Linked DNA regions of Homo sapiens: region 2 is linked to region 1. The links are chromatin contacts, found by Hi-C or POLR2A ChIA-PET in ENCODE. All regions are on one chromosome and are shown on one strand. The core of a region is the stretch at or near the end of the contact, and the rest is flanking DNA. Distances in the headings are between cores, read along the strand shown. Region 1 overlaps MDS2 (myelodysplastic syndrome 2 translocation associated). Region 2 holds the start of CNR2 (cannabinoid receptor 2).

Evidence for each region. A loop is a pair of places that touch in the nucleus more often than their neighbours do. ChIA-PET counts read pairs that join two places held with the same protein, here RNA polymerase II (POLR2A). Pooled maps may share reads with other maps.
Region 2: a loop to region 1 is called in a map of MCF 10A, with 9 times the contacts of the local background. The contact joins the promoter of CNR2 here to the enhancer-like site in region 1. A Hi-C loop is called at or near these places in 4 of 168 maps with a recorded cell type or tissue (MCF 10A, PC-9, mammary epithelial cell and 1 more) and 12 of 50 pooled maps. POLR2A ChIA-PET finds 5 or more read pairs at or near these places in 2 of 52 experiments (GM12878 and OCI-LY7).

Annotation. Positions count from the first base shown.
Region 1 is chr1:23,633,566-23,636,952 of GRCh38, forward strand. All of the region lies in intron 4 of MDS2 (myelodysplastic syndrome 2 translocation associated), which reads left to right. Among named protein-coding and RNA genes, the nearest start is that of MDS2, 7.9 kb to the left of the region's middle. Within about 2 kb of position 1,551, at least 22 of the 41 ENCODE cell types and tissues checked have a DNase peak (open chromatin) inside an H3K27ac peak, as active enhancers do; they include GM12878 and OCI-LY7, where a contact is called at or near this core.
Region 2 is chr1:23,911,673-23,914,989 of GRCh38, forward strand. It overlaps CNR2 (cannabinoid receptor 2), which reads right to left and starts at 1,690. Exons shown (of 2, transcript NM_001841.3): 1 at 1,574-1,690. RefSeq lists enhancers at 559-728, 1,502-2,016.

The DNA.
Region 1 (3,387 bases), core at 301-2,800:
AATAAGCGGGTAGTGACAGCCAGCTCCAATGCCCATGTAGATATTATTATTAATAATATTTTATCAGCCAGGCGCGGTGGCTCACGCCTGTAATCCCAGCACTTTGAGAGGCCGAGGCAGGCAGATTACGAGGTCAGGAGATCGAGACCATCCTGGCTAACAGAGTGAAACCTCATCTCTACTAAAAATACAAAAAATTAGCCAGGCGTGGTGGCAGGCGCCAGTGGTCCCAGCTACTCGAGAGGCTGAGGAAGGAGAATGGCGTGATCCCAGGAGGCGGAGCTTGCAATGAGCCAAAATCGAGCCACTGCACTCCAGCCTGGGCGACAGAGCAAGACTCCGTCTCAAAAAAAAAAAAAAAAAAAAAATTAGCCGGGCGTGGTGGCACACGCCTGTAGTCCCAGCTACTTGAGAGGCTGAGAATTGCTTCAACTTGAGAAGTGGAGGTTGCAGTGAGCCAAGATTGCACCACTGCACTCCAGCCTGGGTGACAGAGCAAGACTCCGTCTCAAAAATAAATAAATAAAATAATAATAATAATATTTTATCACAACACATCACAGTTTCTTTAAGAGTAGTTAAAATATCAACCTTAAGGAAACCAGGAAAAGGGTGTTATCATTCATCCATACAGCATTTGTTGATTCCCACTGAAGTTCCAGGCCAAGGTGGGGTAGGGGATCAGTCTGGGAATGGGGACCTGACATGCGAGAAAGACACATAAGGAAATATTCCCTTTTTATTCATTCACTCCTCTGGCATATGCCAACCCTCTGGGGACATAATGAAAGACATCCACAGCCTTGCTCTCAGGAAGCTTTTAAAGGAAGTGGGGAGGCAGATATTCCTCAAATAGCCATTCAACTGCATATTATAAACGGTGATAAGGGTTAAGGAGAGGAAGTACAGAGTGCTATGAAGACATCATGGGGGACCTTGATGTACTTGGTGGTGGGAGGGTCAGAGATGGCATCTCTGGGGAGGTCAGCATCTAAAGGAGTTGAATAAGGACTGATAGGGTGGGGAAAGAGGGTCCAGGAGGCAGAAACAGCATGTGCCAAGGCCCTGAGCTGGGAGAGGGCAGGGTGCTTGTGAGGCCAGTGTGGCTGGAACCCAGCTGGCAAAGGAAGGGGTGCGTTATGCAGCTGAGGCTCTAGTGGACCATACTTAGGAGCCAGTGAAGGCTTCAGGGAAGGACAGTGAGGACAGCTGTCCATTCTGGATGGAACACTGGAGGGGCAGAGTGGGCGAGGCATGGGCACAATGGCAGCTGGTGCCAGGGAGGCAGCAATGGGGTGGAGAGAAGGGGAGAGTGGGTGCGTAATGAGCGCGATGGCAGCCTGTGTCAGGGAGACAGCAGGGGGTTGAGAGAAGGGGAGAAATTTGAGGGCTGCTTGGGAGGTAAGTGGGGCAAGACGTGGGGTTGGATTGGCCCTGGGAGAGGTGGCACGAGAGGTCCCAGTGGGTAAGCTCTGTGACCCAGGAAGGGCTGGCTAAATCTGACCTGGGGAAGGCCTCCCAGATGGAGCACATCTCCCCGGTATCGTGAAATAGGTTGCAGCACCCCTAGTGGAGAAAAAGGGGAAAGACAGTCTATCCCTGGCGAGCAGAAATTCAGCTGGGAGTTGTCAGTGAAACGAAACTAACATTGAGTATGGACCGTGTACCAAGCCCTTTCTAAGTGCTTTACCTTCATCACCTCATTTAATCCTCCCAACAACTCTACAAGGTCGATGCTATTATCACTCTCATTTTACAGATGAGGAAGCTGAGGCTCAGAGAGGTGCTGCCACTGGGATGCGGACTCCAGGAAGCCTGACCCCGTCCTGCCTTTTAATCACGGCATCATACTGCTCTTGTGGTTTGGGATGATTAGAACCTGAGAGAGTTGGAGAGGGGAAGGAGCGGGTTGAGTCTGAGCCTAAGAAATGGGCTGGGACCAAATCCCGGGGGGCTGCTGGTGTTAGACTTGGGGGTGTTGACATCATTGCAGATGAGTGGGTAGCACATTCTTAGGGAGAGGGTGGTGGGATCACGTGTGCTTTTCTGAGAAGTCACTCTGGGATGGGGCAGAGAAGAAGTAAAAAAAAAAAAAAAAAACAGAAAAAAAAACAGAGGAGAGACAGTGAGGCAGGGCATGGGTGAGTACAAGGCCAGGGCAGCAGGGCTCTGGGAAGGGTGAACACCAGGCAGACAGTTCCAAGGTAGATCTAACAGGTGACTAGGTGGTGGGAGGTGAGGGGTGAACAATCAAATGTGGGTAAAGGGTCACGTTGGTTTTATTCATTCACTCAGCAAACTTTTTTTTTTTTTTTTTTTTTAGATGGAGTCTTGCTCCGTGGCCCAGGCTGGAGAGCAGTGGCGCCATCTCAGCTCGCTGCAACCTCCACCTCCCGGGTTCAAGCGATTCTCCTGCCTCAGCCTCCCAAGTAGCTGGGATTACAGGCACGCGCCACCATGCCCGGCTAATTTTTGTTATTTTTTCATAGAGATGGGTTTTCACCATGTTGGCCAGGCTGGTCTCGAACACCTGACCTCAAGTGATCTGCCCACCTCAGCCTCCCAAAGTGTTGAGATTACAGGTGTGAGCCATGTGCCTAGCCCACTTAGCAAACCTTTATTGAGCACCTACTATGTGCCAGGTCTCGAACAAAGTGCTAAGAACATAGAGAAAAAGGATGGGATTGCTGGCCAAGAAGGGACATGGGAGAGGAGAAGGGAAGGGAAGACAGTGATGGATCCGGCTGGGGATGTACTGAGTTGGCGGGGCAGGGGACAGCCAAGGGGCAACAGCCAAGGGGCAGCTGAACACATGGTCTGAGACTCAGGAAAGAGGTAGAATTTGAGATGCAGGATTTTAAAAATCAAATCTCGAGCACAACTTGGTAAACTTACTGAAAATCATTGACTTGTACCCTTAAAGTGAGTGAATTGTATGATCTATAAGTAATACCTGGATAAAGTTTTCAAAATACAATTAGGGAAAAACCCAAGAAGTCTCAAAGTTCCTAGGAAATCATGAAACAAGGAGGAAGAGAACATTCCAGTCAGAGGGCAGAGGGTGTGAGTGAAACCTGGAGGCCTGGCTGGAGTGGGCACGAGGTGTGGCTGAAACCAGGGGTGCTTAGCGGGGATAGACGGAGCTGCAGCCTCGCCCTTGAGTGGGTTGTACCAGTCATGTCACTGAGCACTGACGCTGCGCTCTGCATCCTGGAGAAAATCAATCTTCCAACAACCCCAGAAGAAGGGATGCCAGATGAGGAAACTGAGGTTCAGAGAGGTTAAGTAGCTTACCCAGTCACATTGCTATTAAGGAGGTATATATATATATATATATTTATATGGAGACGGAGTCTTGCTCTGTCGCCCAGGCTGGAGTGCAGTGGC
Region 2 (3,317 bases), core at 440-2,939, 280 kb after region 1:
GAGGTGGGAAGAGAGGGGGCTGGCGCTGGAGGGCTCTGCTTGGCTGAGCCAGGCTGCCATTTTCCCGTCTTCACTGCCTTATCCTGGCCTTAGCCGGCCAAAGGGTAAAGGATATGCTTCACCTGCCCAGCGCAGGTTAGGGGGTCACTCTGGTAAGCCACAAGGTGGTTACAGAGCTGGGGCCAGGATTATTGGGACTCCACCTCCTGAGCTCTCCCTGAACTTCTCCCCAGCCTCCATCCTGGTTTTCATGCTGCCAACGTGTCTACTTGCCACTCATTCCAGGGAAAAGCAGCCAGGCCTCATTTTATCCTCATCTCAGATCCACAGCAAGAGCAGATGGGGTGAAGATCAAACTCTCCACCACAGCCATTCCCGAGCCCTGTGCTGCTGCCCGCCCTGTGCCCGCATCAGACAGTTGACTCGCAACAAGCCTGTGAGTGACCTTCTCAGGCCCATGTTTCTCAGAAGAGGAAGCTGAGCAGGAAAGAAATGGAGTGATTTGCATTAGGCCATCGAGCTACCAGTGGCAGAGCTGGGATTCAGACCTGGACGCTGACCCCAGGGCACACTGGAAAATACTGCTCTTCCCTCCGCTGAGTGGAACTTACACCAAAGCAGACCCCTGGCCTCCTGAGTCCAGTGTGCCCCTAACACTACCTTGTGGTCTCCCCATCTATAAAATGAGAGCGCAGGACTCACCTGGTCATCTCAAAGGCCTCTGCCAGCCCCTGTCATTTCCTGGCCCCCATCTACTGTTGCAGTCCACACCTCGTAAGGCAGGATAGCCTGGTGGCTGAAGGGTGGGCCGCGAAGCCGGAGTGCCTAGGCTCAAGCCAATGCTCTCATTCAATGCCCGCATGATTTCAGGTGGGTCACCTAGCCCCCACCTATCAAGTGGACAACAGTGATAGCTCCTACTGCATACGGCTGTTGTGAGGATTAAATAAATCCAACCACTAAAGGCTCTTAGGGCAGCGCCTGGCACACAGTAAGGCCATCTCTGTGTGTGTGATTCTTGTCTCTGTAATGAAATGAAAGCCAAAGTCCTGATTCTTGGTCCTAGGAGGGGGATGCCAGCCCTGAACTTTCCTGCGACTGGTCCTCCACAACCCCAGGTGTCCTGAAATGACATCTATCCCCTGCCCCAGACAGGCCCACCTGGCTTCTTGTGTCCCTGGAGGGAAGGGATAAGGTAAGAATACAGGTTTTGGCCAGGTGCAGTGGCTCATGCCTGTAATCCCAGCACTTTGGGAGGCCAAGGTGGGCAGATCACCTGAAGTCGGGAGTTCGAGACCAGCCTGGCCAACATGGTGAAACCCTGTCTCTACTAAAAATACAAAAATTAGCCAGACGCAGTAGTGCACACCTGTAATCCCAACTACACGGGAGGCTGAGGCAGGAGAATCGCTTGAACCTGTGAGGCTGCACTGAGCCGAGATTGTGCCACTGTACTTTAGCCTGGTCAACAGAGCAAAACTCCGTCTCAAAAACAAACAAACAAACAAAAAAGAATACAGGTGTTGGGGAATGAGGAAGAAGCCTAAAATAAACAACAAAAAAAGCTACTCACGGTTGTGTTGTGGGTGGCTGGGCACTGGGAGCTGCCGGGGGCTGAGGAGTCCCAGTTGTTTTCTGTCCTCTCCCAGGACCTGGCCGTGGGTGCCACTCAGAGCACCTGTTGAGTGCCACCCCAAGCCAGCTTTCTCTTGCTTTTGTACTTTCTCACAGATGAGTGAGTGTGAGGAGGTCTGGCCTTCCGTGCCTGTTACCACTTCCCCTCCAGGTCCCTGGTGCCACAATGCTCTTGCCCCTGCGGTTGAGTTATCTCTTACAACGAACTCTGGCCAGGGTGGGGCATGGGCCTAGACCCTGGAGTCAAGGGACTTGGGTTCTAATACAGCCTCGTTAAAATGTTGATTCACTTAACTTCCCCAAAGGCAAGTTTCTTTATCTGTAAAATGGGGATAATGCACCAACATTACAGTAGATCACCTAAAAGGACATGCCATTCCAATGCCTCTTCACCACTAGGCCAGAGCTTTGAAATGCAAATGCCTACAGGCAGATTAACATAATGGGTGATGGATCCTGGTGTGGGGCAATAGGGAGTGGTAGGGACTGTGGGTAATAGGGGGAACACAGGACCCAAGTGGAAAAGCTTGGCTGGAGCTGAGAGGTACCTGACCCTCTCTACTGGCCCAGCTGAGAGGTATCTGCCCCACACCCCAGACCCTGATCTGGGCCAGTAGAGAGGGGCAGGTACCTCTTAGTTCCAGCCAAGCTTTTCTGCTTGGGAGTATAGGCAAATTGTCAGATATTCCAAGCATTTGGAAGTTGTGCTGTATTTTTCAAGAGATACCAGAAATCTTGACTTATGTGATAGCTTCCTGTGTGTGTGTGTGTGTGTGTGTTTTGTTTTTTGTTTGTTTGTTTTTGTTTTGAGACCAAGTCTCGCTCTATTGCCCAGGCTGGAGTGCAATGGCGCAATCTCGGTTCACTGCAACCTCTGCCTCCTGGGTTCAAGCAACTCTCCTGCCTCAGCCTCCTGAGTAGCTGGGACTACAGGTGCACACAACCACCTCCAGCTAATTTGTAGTTTTAGTAGAGACAGGGTTTTGCCATGTTGACCATGCTGGTCTTGAACTCCTGACCTCAAGTGATCCACCCACCTTGGCCTCCTAAAGTGCTAGGATTACAGGGTGAGTCACCACGCCCAGCCACTTCCTGTTTATTTTATTTTACTTTATTTTATTTTATTTTAATTTTTTGAGGCAGGGTCTCGCTCTGTTGCCCAGGCTGGAGTACAGCGGCACGATCATAGTTCACTGCAGCCTCAAATTCCTGGGTTCCAGTGATCCTCCCATCTCAGCCTTCCAGGTAGCCGGCAGAACAGGCATGTGCCACCACACCTGGCTATTTTTTTTTTTTAATTTTTTTGTATAGATGGGGGTCTCACTATGTTGCCTAGCTTGGTTTTGAACTCCTGGGCTCAAGCAAATCCTCCCGCCTCAGTCTCCAAAAGTGTTGGGATTACAGGCATGAGCCACCATGCTCAGCCAGTTGCCAATTTTAGAATGTAAAGCCCAAAGTCACACCTTTAAAAAATGCTATGTGAGTCAAACTAAACATTATCTTCAGTTTATATTTATTAGGGAGTATGTCCCTAATGTCCAGTCCTGGGCTGGATGTACTCAGGTATGGTATCTGATATAGTTCCAAGTGTCCTCACACCCACTCTCAGATAAAATATTTAATGAGACGCCATTATATTCTAAGGATACAGAGATGATTATGGCAAAGTTTTTGCCCTTGTA